Linked DNA regions of Homo sapiens: all the other regions are linked to region 1. Evidence: chromatin contacts called from ENCODE Hi-C or POLR2A ChIA-PET data. All regions are on one chromosome and are shown on one strand. Each heading gives the region's core, a stretch centred on a gene start or an enhancer-like site at or near the end of the contact. The rest is flanking DNA. Distances are from core to core; before and after follow the strand shown. Region 1 has its middle 26 kb from the start of PALM2AKAP2-AS1. Region 2 holds the start of PALM2AKAP2 (PALM2 and AKAP2 fusion). Region 3 has its middle 64 kb from the start of PALM2AKAP2-AS1.

Evidence for each region. Hi-C counts contacts between places; a loop is a spot of excess contacts on that map. ChIA-PET counts read pairs that join two places held with the same protein, here RNA polymerase II (POLR2A). Pooled maps may share reads with other maps.
Region 2: a loop to region 1 is called in a map of ascending aorta, with 4 times the contacts of the local background. The contact joins the promoter of PALM2AKAP2 here to the enhancer-like site in region 1. A Hi-C loop is called at or near these places in 3 of 168 maps with a recorded cell type or tissue (K562, Right ventricle myocardium superior and ascending aorta), 1 of 37 single-sample maps with no recorded cell type and 11 of 50 pooled maps. POLR2A ChIA-PET finds 5 or more read pairs at or near these places in 3 of 52 experiments (H1, PC-3 and activated T-cell).
Region 3: a map of ascending aorta shows a loop between it and region 1 (4-fold over the local background). The contact joins two enhancer-like sites. A Hi-C loop is called at or near these places in 4 of 168 maps with a recorded cell type or tissue (aorta, ascending aorta, cardiac septum and 1 more) and 8 of 50 pooled maps. POLR2A ChIA-PET finds 5 or more read pairs at or near these places in 2 of 52 experiments (Caco-2 and H1).

Annotation. Positions count from the first base shown.
Region 1 is chr9:109,743,770-109,748,312 of GRCh38, reverse strand. It overlaps a transcript of PALM2AKAP2 not described here. Among named protein-coding and RNA genes, the nearest start is that of PALM2AKAP2-AS1, 26 kb to the left of the region's middle. Within about 2 kb of position 2,537, at least 16 of the 41 ENCODE cell types and tissues checked have a DNase peak (open chromatin) inside an H3K27ac peak, as active enhancers do; they include ascending aorta, where a contact is called at or near this core.
Region 2 is chr9:109,778,747-109,783,142 of GRCh38, reverse strand. It overlaps PALM2AKAP2 (PALM2 and AKAP2 fusion), which reads right to left and starts at 2,945. Exons shown (of 11, transcript NM_007203.5): 1 at 2,610-2,945. The coding sequence starts at 2,654.
Region 3 is chr9:109,705,563-109,710,008 of GRCh38, reverse strand. It overlaps a transcript of PALM2AKAP2 not described here. Among named protein-coding and RNA genes, the nearest start is that of PALM2AKAP2-AS1, 64 kb to the left of the region's middle. RefSeq lists a silencer at 4,166-4,446. Within about 2 kb of position 2,513, at least 3 of the 41 ENCODE cell types and tissues checked have a DNase peak (open chromatin) inside an H3K27ac peak, as active enhancers do; they include ascending aorta, where a contact is called at or near this core.

The DNA.
Region 1 (4,543 bases), core at 1,288-3,787:
ACCCTCAACTGCAGAAGGGCAGCCCAATTCACCAAGTCCAGATGGAAAGAGTATAGGGGGTATTTGCATTTGCCATGGATCATATTCTCTCTCCCTCCTTTGCATGCTTGGTCACTCTGCTACAGTTAAAAAAAGAAAAAAAAGAAAACACAACTCTACTTCATTCCAAGTGGTTAATCAACTAAGTATCCTAGAATAAACCAAACATACATATAAGAAGGTGGCCACCAGCTTCCAAGAGCATAAAAATCAGTTTCAACTGGTAAATATTGTGTTGAAACTGTCAACAGAATAACTTTTGATAGAGTCATTTGTAATCTTTAAAATTATGGACATATAGCCAGCTGGGCTCAGTGGCTCATGCCTGTAATCCCAGCACTTTGGGAGGCTGAGGCAGGCAGATCGCTTCAGCTCAGGAGTTCAAGACCAGCCTGGGCAACATGCCAAAACCCTGTCTCTACCAAAAATACAAAAAATTAGCCAGGCCTGGTGGTGAGCACCTGTATTCCCAGCTACTTGGGAGGCTGAGGTGGGAGAATCCATTGAGTCTGGGATGTGGAGGTTGCAGTGAGCCGAGATCATGCCACTGTACTCCAACCTGGGTGACAGAGTGAGACTCTGTCTCAAAAAAAAAAGAAAAAAATTATGGAGTTACAGTATTTTAGAAATGAGAAGAACTTTACTTCATGATTCAATATTTCTTGGCCTCTAACTCATATATGCATCAGTTCATGAAATCATATTTGATTATGCCTTCTACTCAGAAATGCTGTTTTGTAATCTCCAAGTGACTGGCAAGAAGAACTATTTGGTTCTTTGGTTCTTCTTATGAGTATATATAATTTTATATCAAATTCTGCATGAATGCCAAGACAGGAACCCCAAGAACGTCAAGGCAAATTTGCTAACCATTACTAGAAATTGAATAGAATATATTTTAACAAACATTTCTAGAGTAAAACATCTGTTTAAGAAGGCATTTATAATTTTAAAAAACCTCAATACCAGTGACTTTTTAACTGAAAATCAGCGTGGTGGCCTGGGGGCTAGCCTGACATAAACCACTTGAAAGACAAGGGCAAAGAGAAATGAGCCTAGTGAATCCATCTGCTGGTGGCCTTTTTGGGCACCTGTAAAAACAAAGCTAGGCTATTACAGATATTATACACAATATAAAACCATAGAAATATTGGCTTTTATTATTAGCAATATTTATTACAGTATATTCACATCAGCATTCATGGCCCTCCACAATATGGCAGTAGCTTGTGTTTATGGTGTAATTTTCCTCCAACCCTCTTACCCATACTCCAATCCAACTGGACATGTCCCTGTTCTCTACTCCATGCCTTTCTCATGTTCTTGCTGACATCTCTGCCACACGCACTGCCCTCTTCCACCTGTGCCTGTTAAAATCTTCATAGAGCAAGACTGCCTGTATTTGAACTCTAGGCTGCTGCCAACTAGAAGCCACATCTAGCCACACCTAGCTGTGTGACTTTGGGCAAGTTTCTTAGTCTCCCTGTGCCTTAGTTTCCTCATCTGCAAAATGAAGATAAAATAGGACTATCTCATAGGGTTGTGGTGATGATTCACTGAGACAGTAGATCTAAAGCATTTACAGCAGTGCCTGAACCAGATCCACACCAACCTCCCTTCCACCTCCTGGGGATATCATTGGTGTCTCTCTACTGGGCTAGCACACTAGACTCTGAGTGTGAGGACACTTCTTTATGGTTCTAATAATTATTGATCAATAATAATAATAAATATATTTATTTCTGTTAGCTCTGACCCTAAGATTGAATCAAATTAAATAATAAAATATGAATGTGTATGATCAAACACCTACTTTGTAGCTTGCATTTTGCACCATTTCTTCCATTTATTTGGGGACCTATTGTGCCCTGTGCTTGTTAACTAACTTACCAGGATTAATGGGAAAGACATTCCCCCATGCTTTCTAAAATGGAGTTATCTGGCTAGCTTTTCTAAGTGACTCCTATTCCTCCAAACCTGTTGGCATTCCCAAATTCATTATCAGAGAGCAAGCCTAAACAGCAAAAGTTCAAGTCAGATAGGACATCCTGGGACCAAGAGCACAGTGGATTTTTGGCTGTCATCTGTTCCCTGCTGGCTGTCACTCTAAGTGGTTGTCATTCTCTTGTGCAGAAGGAAAAATTCCATATAAGGCAAGGCCCGAGCAAGTCGTTAAGCAGTCTGAAGTGTTCCTCCCGGGCTGTGAACCCTCCTGGGAGAGAGCAGCACACCCCTGGCAAAGATTACAGCACACTTCACGGCAAACCTGCAGAGTAACAAAGCACATATTGTTACCTCTGAATGCCAAGCTCTGCAGGCTAGTAAAAATACATATTATACCTTTTTAATGGGATGAAGGGAGTTGGCTTCTTTGCAACGTTTTGGATGGAGTCATAACATAAATAAACTGTATTCTGGGGTCTGAATTTATGAAGCCCAGAGCCAAGCTGCATGGTTACAACTAGGGCAACCCAGACCATTGCGTAAATCAAGTACAGAAGCCAGGGAGTTCTGGCAGCCACACCACTGCGTGCTCATGTGAGGAAAGACTCCACTGAAACACTTCCCAGACGTCGTTATTGTCTGCCACCTTTTTCTAAATGTGTTTACTATTCATAGTGTTGATGACTTCTGCCTATTTTTATTATTGCTGTAAATGTGGCCACTGAATAACATTTTGAATAACCTAAAACAGGACACGACAAGACAGGAAAGGGTGTGTGTGTATATTCTGGCTGGTAAATTCATGCCTATTCCTACACACACACACACACACACACACACACTGACAGCCACTAGAGTCGACTTAAGAGATCAGAGAAGAAAAGAAGTGAGGCAGCATTCACTCCAACCTAGAAGCCAAGCCTCAGAAGAAATGAGAGCCTGGAACTATGAGCCTTATTTTTATTTTTTTTTATTTTTGAGACAGAGTCTCACTTTGATGCCCAGGCTGGAGTGCAGTGGCACGACCTCAGCTGACTACAACCTCTGCCTCCTAGGTTCAAGCAATTCTCCTGCCTCAGCCTCCTGAGTAGCTAGGATGACAGACTTGTGCCACCATGCCCGGCTACGAGCCTTATTTTTAAGTGGAGTCCATACCTATCGCTGGTCATGGCAGTGGTCTAAATGATCTGGACCTGATGCCCTGCCATTCTATGAAATCGCTGGGCTCTGAAAATGAGCAAAAAGGAAGGCTGTGTTCACTGTTGAGGTTGATTTAAATGCTGAATAAATGCTGAAAAGTTGCTTGGTGCCTGGGCTGAGAAGAAGGAGCTCTGGAAGCCAAAAATTATTGGGACTGAGGGCATGCATGGACTTAGAGGGAGCTCATGGAGAAGATGCCTTAGTCCTAGAGTCTTCCGGAAGAGAGGAGAGAGCAAGAAGTGTGCCAAAATCTGCTGGGAGGTTGGAGGGTCCTAGTGTTCAAAATCTTAATGCTGGATTTGACAGACATCATTGTGATCAGGAGGTTTCTGCTCCACATGAAGTCAAAAACAGGTAGTGTTGCCAGAGGCTGTGAGGTCCTGATGTTACTATGAGAACATCTGGGGTGCTTAGAACATTCCTGGAATCCCAGTTAATGCACTGGAGCAAATTATATTAAGGGGCAATAAAGCCTTGTTTGGGAGGACTTGCAATTGTTCTTTGCTTGTTCTATCTCAAATGAGATGTTAAAATAGTCAATTGCTGTCTTAGACCCTCTAGTCCTCCAAACATTTATGAAATCATAAAATAGTCACGTCTAGCAGGGATCTAGTGACTCTCTGGAAACTTTCCCATTTAAAGATGAAGAAAATTAGGCTCCGAAAATTGCCCACGCCATGCAGCTAGATGATATCAGCTGAGATCTGCAAGATATTTTTCTTTCTCTTTGTCATAAAAAAATTGTTATTCATTTTGCCTGGAGTATGACAACCATATTCTTTGTTTTAGTACAGAAAATTGTTTCTTCAAAGTCTTTATAATTATTTCTGTTTCAGTTATTCTTACTAACTCAAAATACCTATAATTTTGAGGTTGGAACTCCATTCTCTGCCCTCCACATCTAACAATATCTCTCCTATCACATGGATAGCTTTTTCCCTTTTCTCTGCATTCTGAGAGAGATTTCCAGTTTATCCTCTCCAATCATTATTCAGTTCTTCTCTGGTTTAGTTCAGTTATTTGTTGACTCTAATACGAATTTTAATTCTGCTCTTGAGTTGTTAACTTTCAGTCAGATTTTATCCATTTCACATTTTCATTTTCACCTCACTCCCACTCCCATGCCTATGACCTTGTGGTTTTCCATTTCTGTTTTCTTAAAGGCCAAATAGAACATAGATAAATGAGAACATCCACATACTCAATAAGAAAAAAAGAGCAAATTTTGTCATTTGCTGGAATTCATTCTTTATTCATTCACTGAGTTCCTATGACATTCCAAGCAGTGTGCTGGGCTCTGATGTTAGGAATGTAAATAAAAGAAAGACATGTCTCCTGTTATCAAAGTGTGCAGGCAGAT
Region 2 (4,396 bases), core at 1,696-4,195, 34 kb before region 1:
CATTCTACAGATGAAGGAGCTGAGACCCAGACTAAAGACTGCCCAAGGCCCTGCAGACTGGAATCCCAGTCGATTCTCTGCCTCTGAGAGAGAAGCCCAAGTAAGTGAAGATGTGAGGACCTATTGTCTTCTTCCCTCACATCTCCAGAGAGACTTCAGGAGTGCTAGGTTCTGGGGGCAGGCTTGTGATCTCCTCAGGGTCCCCTGAGAACTCCAGGAAAGTGATGAGAGAGTCAGGGTTTGCAGAATTCAGAAGAGTAGGCACTAGACCAAAGCATAGCATAAAACCATTTACCGATGTGGCCATAAGTCCCCCCACCCAACTCCCTCTGTCTCTTAATTGGCTCTCTCTCTCACACACACATACACACACACACACACACACACACACACACACAAACAAACACACGCTGTTAGCAAATCTGTCCTGACAACATCATACAGTCATCCCTCAGTATCCTCAGAGAATTGGTTTCAGGACCCCCTTGGATACCAAAATCAAAGGATGCTCAAGTCCCTATAAAATAGCATGGTATTTGCATATAACCTACTCACATCCTCCCACATACATTAATCATTTTCAGATTATTTATAATACCTAATACACTGTAAATGCGACGTAAACAGTTGATTATACTGTATTATTTAGGGAATGGTGACAAGAAAAAGTCTGTACATGTTCAGTACAGACTCAGCTATCTATTATTTTTTCCAATAGTTTCAATCCAAGATTGACTGAAGGCGTGGATATGGAACCCATGAATAGGGAGGGCAGACTGTATTAGGTGCACATTCATGAGAATAATCAACAGCTCCCCAGATACACAGGACAAACTCAATTCTTCAATAACTGAAGAGGCACAAGTGAGTATTTGTGTGTATTCTTATATGCTCAAGAGAATTCCCAAAGATTTGCCTAGATCTTTCTTGGAAAATCGACTTGGCCTCTGCTGGGATTACTCAACCGCACTTGGAAAAGGGTACCCCAGTGTTAGCAGCTACTGGCTCCATGTTTGGAAAGCAAGTCCTTTCATGGAGTTCAGCTGTTCCTCAGGCATCCAGTAAAGCTGGTTGTGCAAAGGCAGAAAATGTGACAACTGTTGGAAGCCTTCAGCAGCAGCCAATGGGAACAGCCACTGCATCAACAGTTAAAGCAGCCTATTATCCAGTTCACACAAAACACCCACCAGCTACATGGCACCATTAACTCAATATCACCATTCTTATCAAGTTCATGACACACTGGCCATGCTGCCTTGCCACCAACTTTAGAAACCACAAATAACTTCACAAACCATCAAAATACACATGCACAGGGGGAAAGAGAAAGAAGAAAAAAACAACCTTTCTGAGTTCAGAGCACCACGTTCAAAGATTACCTAATAGGCAAACCATGGCATTTCAATATTGCCAGCAAACATCTCTCTCACTTCAGTGGTGAAGTCTCCAAGACATTTCAGATTTGAGGCGTTTGAGAAAGAGGGTCTCAGAGCCTTGGAGACCATGTCAAATGCTTCTAAAAAAGGAAGGGTCTGTGTGCATTTTCCCAATGAAGAATCTGTCCAAAAAGGTTTTGGAAAACGCTTTAATATACTTTGGTTCCAAAACATTACACACTATTTCTCCAACAAATTTATATGTGTTTCCAGAGAACTTCCGAACTGAAAAACACAAATGTATTTAGGTGGAAGAATGTCTGGAGATTCTTTTATGCCAATATGTTAACGGACCTTCTTTTTTAATTGTTACTATTTCATACGGCAGCAGTAATCATTCCCTCATCCTCGAAGGAAATATATAATCCAGCTGTGGTGGCTCCAGTAAAAATACCACATCTGTGGATCATTGGCAACACTGTGTTAAGATTGCTCAAATCTAGGCAGTCTCAGAGAGTTCTTTTTTAAACCCAAGATGCACATGGGTACACTTTTCTGAAAGTGCCTACGAACTTTGCCAAAACTGACTACTCCTTTGTAGGCTGAAAATAGGTTTTCAGATACTCCACACCATAAGAAGGAGGCTCTCATGGAATATTATAACCAGGACCCAGTTGTATGAAGTCCCCAGACCTCCAGGGTGGTGGCTTGTGCCAGTGCCCTTGTCAATATCAAACAGAGAAGGGAAAACTAACATTCCCGGTTTCTGGGAGGAGGTTCTACCGCGTGGCTGGCTGAGTCGCTGACTCCTGGTTTTCCACTTAACAGGAGGACAGCTTCCGCAGAGAGGATGGCAGCCACCGTTCAGGTCACCCTTCTCTTGGTTCTCCAGGCTATGAAGCCAACGTATGCCTGAGCATTCGGTCATAATATTCCTGGAGTCGTCCCCCCACCCCAAGCCTCTGTTTAGTCCTTCCCCAAAGCCCAGCAGCAAGCATCTTTTTTTAAGCCAATCTTCCACATTCAAATCCTCAGTCCAAAGCGCGCCCTTGGGGGTCTCCATCTATAGACATAGAAAAGAAAAGGCAGCCTAGCTGAGCCCTGACAGAGTTTTAGCCCCTGGAACATATGACCTGCGGCTACTGTGCTGGCATGCCGCTTGCCCCGAAACCCTCGGGGGCCCCCTTCCACCCCAGACAATAGAGCAAGAAAATAAAATGAAAGTGGACTTACTGCTATGGCTTGCAGCCTTTCCTTGTGCAATTCCGCCTCTGCCATCCTGGAGAAGGGCACACAGGCAGGGGAAAGAGGAAAGAAAAAACACACGCTGTAGTCACCCAAGGAAACTGATGGGCACCCCGGGGGGCTTTGCTAGAACCCGGGAGAACGCCCAGGGACGGCTGGGGATCCGCTCCAGGGGCGGCGGGCAGAGCTGTGCGCACGGCGGGCTCGCCCGGGCTCAGCCTCTGGCCCCCGCCCTCCCGGCCGCCTGGCTGCGCCCCAGCGCCGCCGCTCACTGCATCTCCCGGTCGCCGCCGCCGCCGGCCGCGCCAGCCGAGGACGTGGGACGCCGGCAGCCGCCGGGAGGGCGCGCTAGCCCGGCGCTAGTTCTCCGCCCTGACGTCTCGGTGCCTCGCTCCGCCCCTGGAGTGTGATGGACCCGAGGCCGCGGTCCAAGGCGGCTCCGAGCGATCGCCGCCGCGGGTCTCCAAGGCGCAGACGGAGGGCGCGCGAGCCAGTGGGCACCTGGGGCGCGGGCGCACGGCGAGCCGCTGGGGCGCACGGCTGGCGTGGCGCGCCCGCGTGGACACGCGCTTGCTGGGGCGGAGGCAGAGCGCAGTGGCGCCTCCACCGGGCAGATGCCAGTGGAGAGGGGCGTCTGACCGAATGTGGGACCCGAGCACGTGCTGTTACGTGGGGGCTGGGGCCACCGAGTGTTCAGGGCACCTTCTGGCTCAAGCCAGACGCTTGAGCTCCACGTGGGGACATTTACAATTTGGGAAGGGCTGCCTTGCCCAAGTGGCCCACATGCTTAAGATGACCAAGTTCTCAATATCAAGTCGGCCGAGGGTAGGGTATATCTCCAGAGAGGCCACCCTTCTGGTGAGGCGATATGTGGCCTTAAAAGAAGCCGAGAGTTTTTAGTCCTGGGTGCTAGACTAGATTTCACAATGTGTTAGCTGTGAAATCTCAGGCAACTCGCTTAATCACTCTGAACCTCAGTTTCCTCATCTGAAAAAATGGAGGATCACATAGGTGTCATTAGAGACGAATGAGAGACAGTATGTAAAGGTGCTTTGTAAAGGGCATCACAGACATCTGCTCTTATTATCCTGTGACATTCTGGATTGAAATCCTTTCAGGGTCTTCTGTTCATTGCATCTGAAAGGAAAAGTAGGATCTACTCACTAAAATATTTCACCTATTCTTTACTAAAACAGGATACCATGTGGTACTAATGTGAGTCTTTTGTGACAGGTCCTGGACTGGATGTAAGAAGTGGATCAGGCCCAGTCCAAAAGGAGATCAATGCCAAAAGCAAAAAAAAATGCCTCTTCACATTGAGGCAGGACCTGCTAGAATTCCCAACATTCATATGCAAACGTTTCTTCATCAAATGAAATAAACACTGAAATAACTAATATGGCCTCTTTAGAGCCATAGGATTTAAAGGCATGTTAAAAGATATACACATCAGGCCAGATGCGGTGGCTCACACCTGTAATCCCAGCACTTTGGGAGGCCAAGGCGGGTGGATCACCTAAGGTCAGGAGTTCGAGACCAGCCTGGCCAACATGGTGAAACCCCTTCTCTACTAAAAATACAAAAAATTAGCCGGGCGTGGTGGCAGGCACCTGTAATCCCAGCTACTTGGGAAGCCGAGGCAGGAGAATCACTGGAACCTGGGAGGCAGAGGTTGCAGTGAGCCGAGATCACATCATTGCACTCCAGCCTGGGCAACAAGAGTGAAACTCTGTCTCAAAAAAAAAAAAAAAAATGCACATCAAATTTTCCCAGAT
Region 3 (4,446 bases), core at 1,264-3,763, 38 kb after region 1:
TCTTATAAGGACACCTGTCATTGGATTTAGGGCCCATCTGGGTAATCCACGATGATCTCAATCTCAAGATCCTTAATTACATCTGCAAAGATCCTTTTTCCAAATAAGATCATATTCACAGGTAGTAGGGGTTAGGACTTGCACATATCCTTTTGGGGCCAACATTCAAATCGCTACAGGTTGTATACACCTGAAGGAAGAGCAGCTTTTTTTAACTGTGGATGTGCTTTCCTCTTTAGCACAGGGACCTGTGAGCCAATGAAGCCCTGGTCTCCTTGGTGCATTCCCTGATGCCTGTGTCCATCAGTCTGGGCTTCTGACCCATTCTTTCTATTCATGCTACCAAAGCCTTTAACCCATGCCTGGGCCCCTGACAGCCTCCTCAGCTCCTGCTACCCCTCTGAGGAGTAGAGCCTGGTGAAGTCAACACATGGTCAGGGTCTGAAATTAGGTCTGTTCACAGAGTTGTATGAAGGAAGACTGGCCCTGAGGGCACAGGCTTGACTTGGCAAGAGACGGTAAAAGATAGTGTTGATGGAAAGCCATGGCCTGAACAACAGGCAGTGGCCCAGGTGAGCAAGCAGCATCCAGGGGAGTTGTCCAAAGGGGCTCAAAGCTCATAGCAACAAAGATGGAGTGACAGCCATCTTGACAAAGTCACATGGGAGGCAGGAAGAAGCATACAGAAAGAAGATGCAAGTGTCAGGCATCCAAGCACTAGGCTGGGCCTTACAAGGGGATTTGACAAGATAACTACACAGGGTGTCACAGTCAGGTCCCAAAGTTACAGCCAGATCCAGCAATAAAAGGAACATGCTACAGTGCCCCAGGATGTGGGCTGTGGTCTCTTCAATCTCTCCTGCTAATGGCCAGGATCTGTTTGGATTCCCCCAGTATTCCCATTTGAGAGAAGAGTAGTGCAAGGTAGGAGTCAGGCCAGGCCTCTCTGCTCAGCCCCTTGACAGGCTCAAGTACCACTATAGCTGGCCCCATCCCTGCTGACCAACCCTCTGTGAATTGCCCTTGCATTCCAGGTCTACCCTTAGCAGTTGTGGCCCAGTCCTCTGAATTCTCCTGCACAGCCTTCCTGACGTTCACACCATCCCAGATCTTGTCCTGAGTCTAGGTTTCAACTACCCAATGCTGGCAATGAGAGAGGCAAAGGAGAACTTACAAAGTACATGAGCTATCCCTGGAGGATTTCCAGTGTCGCTAAAGCAGGAAGCAAGCAGAACCTCATGGTAATTTTATTTTTGGATTTTGTGCCACCCATAGAAGTGAGTAAGAATAGACATTCAAAGACTTTCTAAGAATGCTCATGTGCAAAAAGGCTTGCCTGGATTGATTTCAGAAAGCAAACCTAAATTCCATTCCAGGAATTGTACAGCCTCGCAAGTTCCTCAGCTTCTAAATAAAAATCCCTGAGAATCTAATAATAAAGTCTTGGCGGTGCACATGGCTTTGCAGTGTTTATATTTAGCAAACATTTTCCACTCTGAAATGATTTCCTGCCAAAAATATTACATTCCAATAGATTTTGCCATATGATGCTTGATGCTTAATTTATTGTTTCCAAAATCATCATTGTCATAGAATTTGGGGTTTATGATGAAAATATGAAGAGTGAATTCAATATTTTGTCTTTAGTCAGCCTCCAGATTAAGGGTATTGATTGAGGTCCTGCTGTCTATAGTAAGTTGAGCCAGACTAAGAGAAAACAGGACTTACTCTTGTAGCATGTGATGGGCTTGTTTAGAATTAGTAAAAGATGTGGCCAGAGACAAAGGAGGCATTGGATGTGATCAGGAAATACCTTCCTGAGGTCTGATCACCTAAACAGTAGGGAGTCATCATCAGCTGTTGTACAAAGGAATCAACAATACTCTTATGATGAAATATGACAATGATGCCCACAGCGATTTAAAGAAGAAAGATAGTGGAGGGAGGGAGAGGAGTGGGACCTTTTGTTCTGTAAATAATGAGCGAGATGTGGTGTCAGTGAAAATGGAGAAGGGGCCATGAAGATCTTATGGGAAAGGCACTGGGCTTGGCCTGGGTTTGAATCTACAAGCTATTCATTTCAATGAGCCTGTTTCCTCATCTGTGAAATGGGAGCTATTGGTATCGGTGCCACTATGCGATTATGAGATCATTTATTGGATGGCACAAAGTAGTCACTAAATAAGTAAATGCTTACAGAATCTAAAGAAAGATCCTGGAGACTGGGGTGAAAATTATCCTTCCTTGCTGACTGTATCAAACAGGATTCTTAGGAGCAAGCAGAGAAACTGAGCATGGAAGGAAAGGAACTGATCGGAAGGCTATTAATAAACTCACACAATTAGTGGGAAAGTTAAAGAAACAGGCTTGGAAACAGGCAGGACCAGAAGACTAAGTAGCATTTAGTCACAGGCAAAATCAAGCCAAAAGTCAATGTGGTGAGATCACTCCTGCTGAGCACAGTGTGGCCATGCCTTGCACTACCTGGCACTGGACACGGACGCTGTCCCTGGAAACCAAGTTGGCTGTTGTCACTGCTCACCTGCCATCAGAATGGATTTCCCACTGTCCTCACTTCTTTGTATCTGAAGTGTATCTTTGTATTTGAAGTGCCTGACTTCAAAGCTGGGGCAGGGTGGGGGCCTCTAAACTTTAGCAAGCAGGTACCAGCGTTTTCCATTTTATAATGGGAGGCGGCTGATGCACTCCACCAAGACTCATAAATGGTGGTGGTAGGGGGGCAGTTCTCTAAACTTGGAAATGGATTCAAATGCTGGCAGCCAGAAAAATGACACATGTCCACTGCCATCACCAAGTGGAAAGAGAGGCCATGCAGAGAGAGGAGGCTAAGGTTATTTATTGTAAAGATTAAAGCCCAAGGTCAGGGAAACTGTGACTCTGTTTTCAAAACTTGGAGAATAATAAGCTGATTCTTAATAACTTACTGAGATATAAATTTTACATACTCTATAAAGCTCACTCACTTAGTGTACTAGTCAATGGTTTTTAGCATATTAAAATAATTGTGCAACCACCACCATAATCTAAATTTAGAATATTTTTATCACCCAAAATACCCTTAGTAGTCACTTCCCACCCCAGCCCACACTCAGCTCTAGGAAACCACTAATCTAACTTCTGCCTCTCTAGATTTACTTATTCTGGACATTTAAAATAAATGGGATCACACAGTATATAGGTTTTGTGACTTGCTTCTTTCATTTAGCGTGTTTGTTAAGGTGCATCCAGGTTGTAGCATGTATAAATATGTCATTCTTTTCATGGCAAAACAATATTTTATTTATGGACATACCAAATTTTCTTTATCTATTTTTCCATTGACAGACATTTGTGTTGTTTCTACTTTTTTGGCAATTATGGATAATGCTGCTATGAACATTTGTGGACAAGTTTTTGTGTGAACGTATGTTTGCATTTCTCCTGGAAATATATCTAGGTAGTAGAATTCCCAGCTCATATTGTAACTCTATGTTTAGCATTTTGTGAAAGAGTCAAACTTTTTTCCAAAGTGGCTGCACCACTTTATATCCCCACCAGTAATGTATGAGTATTTGGGTTTCTCTACATCCTTACCAATACTTGTTATTATTTGTATCTTTCATAATATCCATTGTAGTGGATATGAGTTATAAATGATTTTTTAAGTTTGACAGTTTGCCATGGTAGTGAATATCAAAAAAATAATCCTGAATTCAGCTAGCTACCATCATCATCATTATTATGAGTATTACTGAGGAATCAAGTTGGTGAATTTAAATGAAATCATTTTTATTTTTCTAAAAAACTGCAATACAGCCTTTTTAGTTCATAATTACATCTTGAACATATCTCATAGCTTTCCAGGCATGTTTTTTGAAAAGGTATTAAAATTTCAAACCAGTTAAATGTTTCTATCTCAAATGTGATTGAAATCTCACCTCTTCCCCTCCCCTTCCCTTCTACACGATTTTGATCCCTTGCTGGGGAGACTTGAAGTTAGAGGCAAGCATGGTTCATTCCTTCTTTTCTTCTCTCCTCCCTTAGTGGGACTTGGGGCAGGGCAGAAGGATTGGGGAATTATAGTGACATAATTGCTGTTCTTAATAGTGGATTCAGTTAATTCAATTGACCTATGGAGTAAGAAACTTTTATTATCTCTATTTAACAAATGAGAAACCAGAGGCACAGAGAAGTTAAATAATTCAACTAGGTTAAGTGACTCAACTAAAAGCATACAGTTAGTAAGTGGCAGAGGCTGGATTCAAACCCAAGTAGTCTGACTCCAAATATCTGTGCACTTAACCACTATGCTATCTTTGGAAAAGGACAAATACCACCTTCCTTAACTGGGTAGTTCTGCCTCCCAGTGGTAAGTCATAGGGAGGTGCCTGGATCCAACTGTCATTGGATCTTCTCAAATGTGGGTCACATAGCAATATTTTGTCC